Linked DNA regions of Homo sapiens: region 2 is linked to region 1. A link is a contact called in ENCODE Hi-C data. All regions are on one chromosome and are shown on one strand. Each heading gives the region's core, a stretch centred on a gene start or an enhancer-like site at or near the end of the contact. The rest is flanking DNA. Distances are from core to core; before and after follow the strand shown.

Region 1 (7,592 bases), core at 1,815-4,314:
ATTCCCACATTGCCGTGATATCTCACCCAGAGGTAAAGCCTGGGGCTCTGTCATCCCCACCCTTCAGTGGATCCAGCAACCAACACCATGCCTGGCTGATGGTAGGCACTCAAGAAAAGCTAATTAATGAAAATGGAGAGACTATGCTGGATAATGGGGGAAAACAAAGAAACAAACATTGGTCCCCAGAGTCAAGAGATCTGAGGCTGGTTCTGGATCTGGCTGACTTGTTGCATGACCTTGGCCTCTCTGTGGCTCTTTCCTTTCTTCAAATGAATGAGAGTTTCCACTTCCCAGGGTCATGGTTTCATACAGGAGAGAGGATGTGAAGTGCTTAGCAGATGCCTCACATCTAATGCTCAATCAACGCAAGTTATTACGGCAAGGAACTCAATAAGTATTTGCTCTTTAGGAAGGGTGAGAAGGAGTTCAAATCCATCTCTGCTACTCACTAGCTAGGTGACCTTCGGTGTTTCACTTAATCTCATTTGGGCCCTAGTTTCCCCATCTATCAAATGGGGATGATACATGGTTATTGTGAATATCAAATGTAAATGTGAAATTAAACTAATTAATCCCTAAAATCACTTAGAACAAGGCCAGCCTTAAGTCTGTGGTCAACATAGGCCAGCTGTGACTATTAGAGCTGCTCAGAAATGGGATAACTCGAATTGCTCAGGAGCCCCCATGGCTCCAAAATTCTCTGACCACCTTAAACCTAGTGACTCTCATTCAGCTTACCTTCAGTCACAGAAATGTATAGAAGGCCCTTGGGTCCATGAGGTGAAGGGGGACAGAATTCACCATACAAGTGTTTACCATCTCTCTAGAAAGTTCTACAATGCTCTTATGATAATGCTGACTAAAATCACACAGAGTAGCAGCAACAAAAGGGAGACAGTGGGTGGGGAACAGAGAACAGCCCTGGGAGGGAGGTGTGATTATTACCTGCAAGAGTTAAAGAAAGAGGCAAGAAACATGAAAAGTGGCTCAACAGTTAAATACAGGTTTATTTTGGAGCATAAACCTGAGAGGGGCTTCTGGCCAATTTCAGTCAGGAGTGCTCTCTCTTACAGACTAAGAGTATTTAAGGGTTTAGGGCAAGAGAGCTTACCACAGGCTTGGAATGTTTCTGTGTGGAGGAGAAGTTTACTGTGGGGTTGGAATGTCTCCGGTCTGAGGGTGGGTTATGTTGGGGCTGACATCTCTCTGACCAGAGGGGAGGTTATCTTGGGGCTGCATGTCTCTGGTCGGGGGGTGGGTTTATCTTAGGGTTGGAATGTTTCTGATTGGAGATGTCACTTGTGGTTTATGGTCATTCTGACATTAGCCATTAGGCTGATGCCCTTTGGGTTGAATTTAGGCCGTTTTTGATCAAGGAGAACTTTAAAATGGCAGTGCTTGTCCAAGATGGCTATGCTCCGGCTCTGTCATTACCCACCTCGCAAAATGAAGGAACCAAGGCTTCGGAGGCTGCCCTGATGTGTGTCTGTGTCTTAGCTACGTGGAGCTGCCTCGGGAGGGTGACTCACCAAATGGGGTCCTTTAAGGGATTAACAGGGTCACTCATGGTGAACAGGTTGGCCTGGAGGGGAGCCGGCAAGAGGAAGGCAGAAGACCAGAAAGAGGCTTTTTGCTCACTCAGACCTGGATGTCTGAGACAGACTCACGTGATGTCACCAAAGAAGAAAAGCAGTTACGAGAAATGAAGGAGAAACAGACCTTTACCGTAGCGCCAGGAATGAATCCCAAGGAAAGAACATCTCAGACAACTTGCATTTACTCTGGATTCGGGGCTGAAACCATCAGCCATTCATAGAGTGTGTGTGTTTATTCCCCCACACAAGGCTGGCAGCCACTCTGAGATGCAGAGTGGCGGAGAGGTGGAATGTTCTAGGTGTCTGGAGGGAATGTGGAACTTTCGCACAGGCACCTTTGCTGAGGGGCTGCTCTTCCCTTCAGCATCAGCCATCAGAATCCCAGGGGCCCTGAGAAAGTGAGAACAAGGGGTACATTCGGCCAACCAGTGACAGTGATGATAAACCAAATCTGTCCAGATAAGCTTCCGCTCTCCCATCCACCCCACAATCACGTGTGCACCTACTATCTCCCAGGCACTCATACGTTTCTCTCCTTCCATCTCCACAACCACCCCACAAGGCGGGTTCTCCTAGGCCCATCCTGAGGCTGAGGGATGAGGTGACTTGTCCAGGCCAGGGATTTAGGTCTCTGACCCCCTAACCACGTGCAAGAGGCACCCCCAACCCAGTAAACGCGTACAGAGAGCCTCCCTGGGTGACGGGCAAACGAGGTTAGTGATGCATTCTCCTTTTGCAGAGAGTAAATGGACTAAGAGCAAAGTACGACTTCAAGTTTCCGAGTCTCACCGCTTAGCCCCATCAAAGTGTATTTGTTCTCCCTTTGTTCACAAACATCACTTTAATAAAACACCTTCATATTTTAGATTTTAACGCTCATTACATCTTTGAGCTTTTAAAATGAGATTTCCCTGCGGGATGCGGGGCAAGGACTGCACTTCTCCATGCACTTTAATAGCCGCGCTGTGCAGAACCCGGGAACCGGGGAAGCCGCGAGAACCGCGCGAAGTCAGAGCAAGTCAAAACGACCTCTACAGCGGCGGCCTGGCCCACTGCGCAGGCGCCGCTCCAGACCGCCTAGAGCCCAACCTGCCCCATTGTAGGCGAACCCACTTCTAGAAGGACAGCGGGAGTGGCGAATCCCTATTCCTCCCGAAGATGGGTCAAGCCAGACTCTGACCAATCAGAAAGCTTCTCTTGTCACCGCTTCTGACTGCTTGACGTGGAGGCTTCTTTATCTCGGGACTCTCAGGCGCAGCGGGGGCGGGATATAAAGCTGGTTGACGTCAATTACAACCACTCGTCAAGCAGACTGAACTTGAAGAACTGATAACTCTACGAATTGCATCTCAAGAAAAGGCTGTTATCCCAGCTCTCTACTCCCATTGGATTTTTGTGAGACCTTGAGGGTGGGAGCTTTTGGCGGCAACCAATCGAGGGTCAGCGAGGAGGAGGAGGAGGCGGGGCAGGTGGGCTATGGTTGCTTGGAGAGTGCATCCGGCCCGGTACTTGTGATCGGAGGAGAGCCGGATCGTCCTTCCTTGAACCCTCTGGGTAGGGCTGTGCTGAGGGGCTGGGCGGGGAGCACAGGCCGTGTCCGCTCGCTTGCACCTTTTCAGACTGCCGTGTCAGGCCTCGAGCCGGGCCCACCTGGAGCCCTCCCCTGCCCACCCGCCCCCAGCGCCCGATATCCGCCCCCGGCCCAGAAGGGCCGGGCTCGGTCATCCCCAGTCCCGTCGCGGCCACTGACCCTTGAGATCAGCCCTCCCCTCCCCACCTTCCCGTCCCAGGCCAGCCCAGGGCCCGAAGCCCACCCACTCGCGTCTCTAGCAGCCGCTCTTGTCCTCTGGGTACGGCTCGCGGGAGTGTTGGTTACCATGGTGAAGCTGGCAGCCAAATGCATCCTGGCAGGTGAGTCTGAAAACTTGCGCTTGAATACGGTGGTCTCTGGAGTCCAGAGCCTTCATAATTCATCCAGAGCTTTTGTTCACCTAAATTGCCTACCTTTTCCTTTCTCTCTCCCAAAGGCGAGTTACTGCAATTACTGATACAGTAAATTACGTTAGGCGTGGAAGAATGATCTTCCAGGGCACTTCGCAGCTCCAGTGGATTTCCCCCTGCTCCCTGTCACATACTCTGAGACCACCTTCACCAGTTGAGGTGACTCGTTAAAAAATCACTAGTTACAACTCTGGAGAAGCAGACTTGTTAAAACAAAACAAAACAAACAAAGCTTAAGCAAACCTTGAGTGCTTCAGCTAAACATATACTGTACCCCAAAGTTAGGCATCAGTGACTTTGGTAGTCTTTACTATGGGATTTTTCCCCCGACCTCACCCCCTCTGATAACGGTGACCTGAGTGTAGTGACCAGAGTTTGCAAAAGGCACTTGTGTGTTGTCTTTAAGACCCAAAGTTACTGTGCTGCCCCACTCCAAGAAGGGCATAAATGTTGAGTCTCCCAAAGGCAGGAATCTTTGTTTTGTTGACTGATACATCCCAAGCACCCAGAACAATGCCTGGAACATAGTAGGTACTCAATAAATACTTTTAGAATGGATGAATATGTGAATATGTGGCATGCACATTTGTAGTGTACCCCTTGTATCAGTCTGCACATTTAGAAAAACAATATTTTGGATTATAGACTGCGAAACACATATGCATGTTACTGAGTGCTTACTGCATGTGAAGCACACATATTTCATGTAATCGTCTCACCATAGCACACTGGGCTAGGTACTGGATTGTTTTTCTTTTTTTTTTTTTTTTTTGAGACGGAGTCTCACGCTGTTGCCCAGGCTGGAGGGCAGTGGCGCAATCTCGGCTCACTGCAACCTCCACCTCCCTGGTTCAAGCAATTCCCCTGCCTCAGCCTCCCAAGTAGCTGGGATTACAGGCGCAAGCCACCATGCCCGGCTAATTTTTTTTTGTATTTTTAATAGAGCTGGGGTTTCACCATGTTGGCCAGACTGGTCTCGAACTCCTGACTTCAGGTGATCCACCCACCTCGGCCTCCCAAAGTGCTGGGATTACAGGCATGAGCCACTGCGCCCGGCCAGGTACTGGATTGTTCTGATCTTACTGAGGCACTGAGAGATGTCAGCCAAGGTCAACCCCTAGTGAAGGCCCTATGCAGGATTTCAGCCCCTAGATCTGGCCAACTCCAAAACTCTTAACTCGTGTTTCTGTTGAAACCTGTGACCTTTCCAGGCTTCCCTGGCCAGCTCAGGAAAGAAGTGGTGAGAAATTATATAGAGAAAAAGAGATTCCTGTTTTAAAAAATTCCCCTCTTCCAGACTGAGAATAAATGATAATATTTTTAATGGCTTTTATAATTTGAAAATAAAAGGGTCACACAGAAAGATGACTGACAGTAGTAACTGAATCATACTGGAGCAAAATAAATTAATGGTTCTCAGGAGAATCTCCAGTTTCCAGAGCACCAGAGGAGGCAGTGTTGTGTAACAAAAGTAATTTTGCCTGTTCCTCTTATTGGCTGTGTCATCTTGGACGAAGCACTTTTTGAGCTTTAATTTCCTTATGGATAAGGTGGGAACATTATTTTCTGAAGTTACTTTTTTTTTTAAATGGGCTTCTCTCTGGGTTCTTTTTAAATTCGGTTTTCATCATGGAGCTAACTTACTGGCGCTTTGGGTGCATCAGCTCTGCTAGACCCTCAATACAGGTGGTCTCATTGAATCCTCATAGCAACCCTGTGGGATTGGCATTATTGCCATCCTCATTTACAGATGAGGCAACTGAGGCCCAGAAAAATGAGAACATTTGCCATGGGTCACAGAGCTGGAAGTGGCAGAGCTGTATGATCCAGACCCTGGGTCCCAATCTGATTTCCAGGGCTTTAGCCCAAGCTACTCTGTCCTCAAGTAGTGCTCCTCTGTGTCCTTCTATTTTTTTTTTTTTTTTTTTTGAGACGGAGTTTCACTCTCATTGCCTAAGCTGGAGTGCAATGGCACAATCTCAGCTCACTGCAACCTCCACCTCCTGGGTTCAAGCGATTCTTCTGCCTCAGCCTCCCAAGTAGCTGGGATTACAGGCGCCCACCACCATACCCAGCTAATTTTTTGTATTTTTTAGTGGAGACTGGGTTTCACCATGTTAGCCAGGCTGGTCTTGAACTCCTGACGTCAGGTGATCTGCCCGCCTCGGCCTCCCAAAGTGCTGGGATTACAGGCGTGAGTCACTGTGCCCGGACCTTTTTTTTTGAGGCGTAATTTCACTCTGTCTCCCAGGCTGGAGTGCAGTGGTGCACAACCTTAGCTCACTGCAACTTCCACCTCCTGGGTTTAAATGATTCCCTGCCTCAGCCTCCCGAGCAGCCGGGGATACAGGCACACACCACCATGCCCAGTTAATTTTTGTATTTTTAGTAGAGATGGGGTTTCACCAGTTGGTCAGGCTGGTCTTGAACTCCAGACCTCAAGTGATCCACCTGCCTCAGCCTCCCAAAGTGCTGGGATTACAGGCGTGAGCCACCCACTATGCCCGGCCTCTTTGTGCCCTTCTTTACCCCCAACTCCCTTGGGTAGTTCTTTCACCTGAGTGCAGCCACTGCCTAGTTAGTGGCTCCTGAACTCCAGCCTGCGCCTCAATCTGCAGCCTCTTTTCAGGGATTCCACAGCATTTCCTCTTGGAAGTTTCCAGGGACCAAAAGACCTCAGCCCAGAAATCAGCCCCCTCTGACACCTGTCCACCCACCCCCACCACACACATGCCATTGGTTTTATTTTTCCATCCATGACCCACAGCCCTACTGTTTAAACTGAGTTACTCTGTTTTTTCTCTCACATAACTGGTCATTGAAGGACCTGACGTTCAGTTCAAGTGTTTATGCATTGAACAGATACTCGCTGAGCACCTACTACGTCAGAGTCACCGTGCAAGGTGCAGTGGGCCTGCAAGCATGAGTCAGTTGCACTCAAGGAAGAACTAAGATGCGTGTGATACGTTCTAACACAGCGAACACAAAGTGAATGCCCTTTGTGTGCCAGATGCGGGGAAATGCCTCCAGGCACAGCTGCTACTTGTTCTGGTTCTGGAGAAGAAAGAAAACAACATTTGACATTGATCTGTATTTTGTTTACTTTTAAAAAAACACTTAAATAGTACTTATATATGCCAGGCACTGTGCATATTAACTCATTAAATCCTCATAACAATTCTGTGGGGTAGGTGCTATGATTATCTTAGGTTATACATGTTGCAGCTGAGGCACAGAGAGGTTAAGTAACTGATTTAAACTCACACAGCTAGAAAGTGATGGAGCTGGAGTCTGGCTCCAGAGTCTGTGCCCTTAAGTACCATAATATGCTGCCTCTTGATATACATGGAGATGGTAATAGAGCCTCCTGGGAGGGTTGCTCTGACATCACATCGTGCGCTACCACTGAGCAACGATCCACGTTAGCCACACAGATAAAGATGAAGGAGGGAGAGATGGCCTTCAGAGGCTGTGCAGGAAGGGTATTCTTTGAGCTTTCCTTGCAGAGAATGGACAGGATTTGAATTTGGTCTAGGGGTACCTGGAAGGAGGTGGCCTTGAGGAATTTCCAGGGACTGGGCGAACAGGAATGCAGAGCCCAGATTTGGGGTAAGGGATTACTAGGGAGAGAGTGGGAAGGTGGGTTAGGGCTGACCGTGGAGATGGGTAGGCTATGAAGGAATCCTCAGTGGGGTTTGTGTGAAGGTTTGCCAAGATGGAGGCACTGTGTCATGGGGGTCCACCTGTTGATGCCACCCACTGGGTGGATAACAGCCGGGAGAAAAAAGAAGAGAAAAGAAGTGTTCAAGGCACAGTCGGGAAGACAGAAAACGCAGTCGTCATTTCAGCAGAGAAATTTTAATGTATGGAATTGCTTCATCAAGTGTTGGAGAACTGAGGAAGCAAGAAGGCAGCATTGAGTTGACACAGATTGGCGGGCAGAGGTCGGGGTTGTCAGAAGCTTGAAGAGACCCAGGGAGCTGGGATCCGGAC
Region 2 (7,592 bases), core at 4,162-6,661, 540 kb after region 1:
TGAGGAAGATGGCAGATAGGAGACAGGGCTAACATGCAGCTCCCACTTGGAAGGACCGGACAGCATGTGGAGACCCACATCATGTAATAATGTGTGCCAAGAACCACCACAGGAATGTACCAGGAAAACTGAAAGAATTCACAGATCCTTTGAAAGAAGTGGCATGCTCCTTGCCAATTCTATGAGACAGGCAAAAAACTGGGAGTTCCCAAAGTGTGAGGGAGGGAAAATCTGCCTCCAAACACACATCGCCCCTGGGGAATCTGAAAATCCAGATTACAGGAGAGGGATTTAACCTTACCCATAGCTGAAATGGATTCAGAGAACCATGCAAAATGTAAAAGTAGAAGCAGAAGTGGGAAGAATCCTGTAGGCATTCCCAGTGTCCAGCTCAAGCCCAGGGCACCATCCCTGGCGGTATCTCACAGAGGCCTTTGGGGAAAGCAGCCAGCAGAATTTGGGAGGGGTCACAGGGTGAAAGAAGCTTCCAGATGGATTTTCTAATAATTTCTACTGGGCTTGAATTTTCTTGAGCAGAATCCAGGGGGAGAACAGGAACTTCTGCAAATATGAGCCCAGGAGCCACCACTGACACTGTGGGCAGATGGGGAGAGGCAAGGCCTGAAAGCCATGCTTGCTTTCTCAGTGGAGAAGCTTATGGCCTGGGACAAGGTCTGAGTTCTGCGCACAGGCTGCCTGAATCTAAACTTGGCATTGTTAGTGGGGCACTGCGGGAGCAAGGCCAGCCTTGCCAACTGCATGTGATCTGGGTGAGGCCTCTCGCTGCCAGCTATCCCCCACTTCCCTGGCGAACTATATGGCACAGCAGAGGCAGCCATAATCCCCTCTGTAACAAACCCCATTGGCCTTAGGACAATCTGCATCCCTCACAGTGGCCGCAGCAAGCCCTGCTTAAGGAAAGTCTGAGCTCAGACCCAGCTAACCCTGCCCTCCACCTGATGGTATTTCTCTACTTATCCTGGTAGCTGAACACAAAAGACATAAACTCGTGGGAGCTTTATGGCCCTGCCAATCACCTGAGAAACTAGAATACTTACCCTGGTCAACCTAGGGCAAGCTTGTATCTCCCTTCTACTACCGCAGCTGGTGCTCTCTTGAAAGTGCCACTTCCTGGCTGGAGACCAACCAACTCAGGCCATTACAGCAACTCATGACAGAATAACCCTATTCCCAGGAAGGAGAAGACAAGAGCTAATACCACTGCCCGCAACATCCTGACTGACCAGAGGTCCTCAGTCTCTCCACATGACAGCTTCACTGCTAGCATAACCAGCATTGGAGAAAACAGCACACTAAAGAGAACTACAACCAATGACTCTCACGGAGTCTACTTCACTCGCCTGTCACCTACACCAGAGTAGGTGCTGGTATCCATGGCTAGGAGACCAGAAGATGATCACATCACAGGACTCTTTGCAGACATTCCCCAGCACCAACCCAAAGGCTGGTATAGCCCCAGTGGGTGGCTATACCCAGAAGAGCAATAACAATCACTGCAGTCTGGCTCTCAGGAAGCCCTATTCCTAGGAGAAGGAGAGTACCACATCAAGGAATAACCCGTGGGACAAAAGAACCTGAACAGAAGGAGTTGAGTTTCAGATCTTTCCACTGAAATAGTCTACCCAAATGAGAAGGAACCGGAAAAGTAATTCTGGTAATATGACAAAACATATTTCTATAACACCCCCCAAAGCTATTGCTAGCTCCCCAGCAATAGATACAAGCCAACAAAAAATCTCTGAATTGCCATATAAAGAATTTAGAAGGTTGATTATTAAGCTATTCAAGGAGATAGCAGAGGAAGGTGAAAACCAACTTAAAGAAATTTTAAAAAATACAGAATATGGATGAAAATTCTCCAGAGAAATAGATATCACAAAGAAAAAACAATCACAGCTTCTGGAAATGAAAGACACACTGAAAGAAATACAAAAGGCACTGGAAAGTTTCAACAATAGACTAGAACAAGTAGAAGAAAGAACTTCAGAGCTTGAAGACACAGCTTTCAAATTAACCCAATCAGACAAAGACAAAGAAAAAAGAATTTTAAAAAATGAGCAAAGCCTCCAAGAAATTTGAGATTATGTTAAATGGCCAAATTTAAGAATAATTGGTGTTGCTGAGGATGAAGAGAAATCTAAAAGTTTGGAAAACTTATTTGAGGGAATAATTGAGGAAAACTTCCTTGGCCTTGCTAGAGATCTAGATATCCAGATACAAGAAGTTCAAAGAACATCTGGGAAATTCATCACAAAATGATCCTCACCTAGGCACATGTCATCAGGGTATCTAAAGTCAAGAAGAAGGAAATAATCTTAAGAGCTGTGAGACAAAAGCATAAGGTAACCTGTAAAGGAAAATCTATGAGATTAACAGCTAATTTATCAGCAGAAACCATACAAGCCAGAAGGGACTGGAGTCCTGTTGTTAGCCTCCTTAAACAAAATAATTGTTAGTCAAGAATTTTGTATCCAGCAAAACCAAGCTTCATAAATGAAGGAGAGATAAAGTCTTTTTCAGACAAACAAATGCTGAAAGAATTCGCCACTACCAAGCCAGTACTACAAGAAATGCTAAACGGAGTTCTAAGTCTTGAAACAAAACCTCGAAATACACCAAAATAGAACCTCCTTACAGCATATTGTTTTATAAGCCTTAGGGCCTATAAAACAATAACACAATGAAAAAAATAAGGTATTTAGGCAACAACTTGCCTGATGAATAGAACAGCACTTTATATCTCAATACTAACATTGAATGAAAATGGGCTAAATGGTTCACTTAAAAGGTACAAGGGCTGGGTGCAGTGGCTCACATCTGTAATCCCAGCACCTTGGGAGGCTAAGGCAGGCAGATCACGAGGTCAGGAGATCGAGACCATCCTGGCTAACACAGTGAAACCCCATCTCTACTAAAATACAAAAAAAAAAAAAAAAAAAAATTAGCCAGGTGTGGTGGTGGGCGCCTGTAGTCCCAGCTACTCGGGAGGCTGAGGCAGGAGAATAGCATGAACCCAGGAGGTGGAGCTTGCAGCGAGCCAAGATCGCACCACTGCACTCCAGCTTGGGTGACAGAGAGAGACTCCATCTCAAAAAAAAAAAAAAAAAAAAAAAAAAAAGGTACATAATGGCAGAATGGTACCGGTATAAAAATAGGCACATAGATCAAGGGAACAGAATAGAGAACCCAGAAATAAAGCCAAATACTTTCAGCTAACTAGTCTTTGACAAAGCAAAGAAAAACGTATAGTGCGGAAAGGACACCCTATTCAACAAATGGTGCCAGGATAATTGGCAAGCCACATGTAGAAGAATGAAACAGTATCCTCATACAAAAATCAACTCAAGATGGATCAAAGACTTAAATCTAAAACCTGAAACCATAAAAATTCTAGAAGATAACATCGGAAAAACTCCTCCAGACATTGGCTTAGGCAAAGAATTCAGGACCAAGAACCCAAAAATAAATGCAACGAAAACAAAAATAAAGAGATGGGACCTAATTAAAGTAAAAAGCTTCTGCACAGCAAAATAAATAATCAGCAGAGAAAACAGACAACCCTCAAAGTGGGAGAAAATATTTGCAAACTGTGCATTTGACAAAGGACTAATATCCAGTTTCTACAAGGAACTCAAACAAATCAGCAAGAAAAAAAAAATAATCCCATCAAAAAGTGGGCAAAGGACATGAATAGACAATTCTCAAAAGAAGATATACAAAATGAAATGGCCAAAAAAATATGAAAATGTGCTCAACGTCACTAATTATCAGAGAAATGCAAATTAAAACTGCAATAAGTTGCCACCTTACTCCTGCAAGAATGGCCATAATTTAAAAATCAAAGAAGAATAGAAGGGTGCAGTGGCTCACACCTGTAATCCCAGCACTTTGGGAGGCCAAAGCAGGTGGATCACTTGAGGTCAGGAGTTCAAGACCAGCCTAGCTAAAATGGTGTGAATATGGTGACAAGGGAAAACTTTTACACTGGTGGTGGGAATGTAAACTAGTACAACCACTATGGAAAACAGTATGGCAACTCCTTAAAAAACTAAAAGTAGAATACCATTTGATCCAGTAATCCCACTACCGGGTATCTACCCAGAGGAGAAAAGTTATTATATAAAAAAGATACTCGCACATGCATGTTTATAGCTGCATAATTTGCAACCGAAAAAATATGGAACCAACCTAAATGCTCATCAGCCAACAAGTGGATGAAGAAAATGTGTGTGTATATACACACACACACACACACACACACACCCCTATATATGTATATGCCATGGAATATTACTCAGCTGTAAAAAGGAAGGGAATAATGGCATCCGTAACAATCTGGATGAAGTTGGACACCATTATTCTGAGTGAAGTAACTCAGGAATGGAAAACCAAATATTGTATGTTCTCATTTATTAGTAGGAGCTAAGCTATGAAGACACAAAGTCACAAGAAGGATACAATGGGCTGGGCGCCGTGGCTCACACCTGTAATCCCAGCACTTTGGGAGGCCAAGGCAGGTGGATCACTTGAGGTCAGGAGTTCAAGACCAGCCTGGCCAAGATGGTGAAACCCCATCTCTACTAAAATTACAAAAAATTAGCTGGGTGTAGTGGCAGGCACCTGTAATCCCAGCTACTCGGAAGCTGAGATGGGAGGATGGCTTGATTGTGCCACTTGAAGTAGCTATGATTGTGCCACTGCTCTCCAGCCTGGGCTACAGAGCAAGACTCTATATCAAAAACATAACAGAAAACATAACCTCAGAAGCATTACAATAAATATGCAATAAGCATCCACCCAGCATGTGTGGGGGACTGTGCTGATGCTGATGGCATGTGTGGGAGTAAGGCAGGCATCTGAGGAATGTGGGGGAACGGAAGGACGGGGAGTAATCTGGAGAGCCCCACGGTCAGTCAGTGGCAGGTCTTTCTTGAGCTCAGAAAGGTTAGGTAACTAGTTCAGATCAGACAGTAAAACAGGGGCAGAGCCTGGAATTGCACTGAGGCTTGAGTCTGACTTCTCTCCCCCACCTGCTGTGCCCTTAAACTGCAGAGATCGGGGCGGGGGTTGGGGGGCAAGCGGCTCAGATGGGTTCAAAAAACTCCCCAGGCTCAACTCTGGTTCTGACTGCCTGAGACATGGGCAGCTGACACAGCAGACCTTGAATCCTGAGGATGTGAGGCAGGTGGGTTGGATGAGAGGGACCCGGATGTCTGGTCTGCGGCTGCTCCTCTAAGTGCAGCAGCAAGGAGGCTGGGCCTGGACTGCAGGTGGTGCTGGGGAGCAGCGTGTTTACTGTGCTTGGTCATGAGCTGCTGGGAAGTTGTGACTTTCACTTTCCCTTTCGAATTCCAGGGTATATCTGGGAGGCCGGAGGACGTGTCTGGTTATTACACAGATGCACAGCTGGACGTGGGATCCACACAGCTCAGAACAGTTGGATCTTGCTCAGTCTCTGTCAGAGGAAGATCCCTTGGTAAGTTGGGGATAGTGTGATCTACCCCCATGTCCTTATTCTTGCAATAGCTCTATAAGGGAAGGATCATTCAGCTTTTGTAGATAAGCTCAGAGAGGTTAGGTAGCTGGTTCAGATCAGACAGGAAAGCAGTGGCAGAGCCGGGATTTGCACCCAGGCTTGAGTCTGATTGCTCCCTCCCTCCTGCTGGGCGGGTAAACTGTAGAGAGAGGTGGGGAAAACAGCTTAGATGGGTTCACAAAGCTCCCCGGGCTCAGCTCTGGTTCTGACACCCTCAGACACGGCCAGCTGACCCCAGAAGAAAGGTAGGTGTTGGGGGTGCCCATCTCTTTGGGAAATTTGAAGGAATCAAAGAAGGTGGAGGAGGGGAGGTGACCTGGAGCCCGGCATGTCCTTGTGGCCGGGCCACACCCAGGCTGGCCCCAGGGTGCTGCTGCTGAAGCCCAATGGGAACAACAGATTTCTTTTGAGACACAAGGAACTCAGAGGTTGTCTCACTCACCCTGAGTCTGAGCACCTACTTGTGCCAGGCCCTGTGGGGAAACTGAGGCCCTGGGAGGGGAATGACTTGCCAGGGTCCCGTGTCAGGAGGCTGAGCAGGCAGATCATAGGACTTCACGTCTCTGGCCCTCACCTCTGTCCCTCTGTTCAGACCTCTGAGCTGATAGAGAAGAAACAGGCTGTGCTGTGTCCCTAATGGGAAACATGGCTGAGACAGGGGAGTGAGAAGGTCGCATTGCAGAATGGTACCTGTGGCATGATGCCAGCTTTGCAATCATGAGATTCAAAAGCCACACTGTGGAATTGTGAGTATAACTACAGGAGTGAGAGCTTAGGTCTCTGTGTTTGTAGAAGCAGAATCAAACCTGGACACTGTTGGATTATTAAAATCACCCATTTTTGCTTCAATATCAGAGTCACAAGGGCAGATGTTGGCCTCCCCTCTGCCCTCCAAGAGCTGTGTGACTCTGGGCAAGTCACCTCCCCTCCCAGCCTAAGATTTTTCCCCTCTAAAAAACTTGATAGAGCTGCCAAAAGTCCATGAAATCAGGGGGGTAATTTCTGTGAAATATGAGTCATGGTCTTATTTGTTCTTCACCAAAAAGAGATGCCCATCAAGATAGAAAGAAAAATTAAATTCAATTTCTCAACTGAAAGTGAAACTGAAGCTGGGCCATGTCATCCAGAGGCTGGTTGCTTTTAGTTCAAGTAATGCCTCCTGCACCTGGGATTTCAGCCAGGCTGTGCCAGGGAGGGCGGAGGGCATCCAGGTCAGTCGTAGGGGGTGCAGCTGGGAACACAACAGTGTCCCCATTGAATGTTCAGAGTCTAAAGGGGAGACAGAGGCCCAAAGAGCCACATACAGGTAGAGCTCCCTCTGGAAAGCAGAGTGCTCAGGGAGCCTGGGGAGGGTTGGGGGCCGCCGCATGGACCAGGCAGCTTTGGGTGGGTCTCTGAGGACAGGTGACTTGCACATGGTGGGGACAGTGGGGGGGACATTCCAGGGCGAGGGAGCAGCTGAGTGAAGGCCTGAGGCTGGGGATGGGAGTGGGAGGAGTAGATGGGCTCCAGGAGGCACCGAAGCAGGGCGTCAGTGGGTGCCTGGACCTAAGGTGACTGTGGTGGCAGGGAGCGGTGAGGAAGGTGGGGTCCAGAGCATCAGAGGGCCTGTGTGCCCTGCTATGGGGTTTGAACTTGACCGTGGCTTTTCACTGAAGATTCCTCAGAAGGGTGCAGTGCCACGGCTGAGGCCTGTAATTCAGTGCTGTGGGAGGCAGAGGCGGGAGAATCACATGATGCTAGGAGCTCAAGACAGCTTGGGCAACACAGGAGATGCTGTCTCTCTGAAATGAAAAATTAACAAATTAGTCCTGCATGGTGCCGTGTGCCTGTAGTCCCAGCTACCTGGAAGGCTGAGGCAGAAGGATCACTTGAGCCCAGGGGCTCTAGGCTACAGCAAGCTGTGATAGCCCCAAAGCACTCCAGACTGGGTGACAGAGCAAGACAGTTTCTCAAAAATAAAATGAAAATGACGATTTCTCAGGAAATCATTTCGACTCCTCTTTCCCTGCCCAAGGAGGATGCCCCACAACCA

What was found. Hi-C counts contacts between places; a loop is a spot of excess contacts on that map. Pooled maps may share reads with other maps.
Region 2: a loop to region 1 is called in a pooled map, with 11 times the contacts of the local background. The contact joins the promoter of APOL2 here to the promoter of IFT27 in region 1. A Hi-C loop is called at or near these places in 9 of 50 pooled maps.

What each region holds. Positions count from the first base shown.
Region 1 is chr22:36,771,591-36,779,182 of GRCh38, reverse strand. It overlaps IFT27 (intraflagellar transport 27), which reads left to right and starts at 3,064. Exons shown (of 7, transcript NM_001177701.3): 1 at 3,064-3,509. The coding sequence starts at 3,476. RefSeq lists enhancers at 1,672-2,235, 2,763-3,022, 2,801-3,364 and silencers at 3,263-3,312, 3,443-3,502.
Region 2 is chr22:36,237,346-36,244,937 of GRCh38, reverse strand. It overlaps APOL2 (apolipoprotein L2), which reads left to right and starts at 5,411. Exons shown (of 5, transcript NM_030882.4): 1 at 5,411-5,497. RefSeq lists enhancers at 5,123-5,172, 5,183-5,432, 5,970-6,484.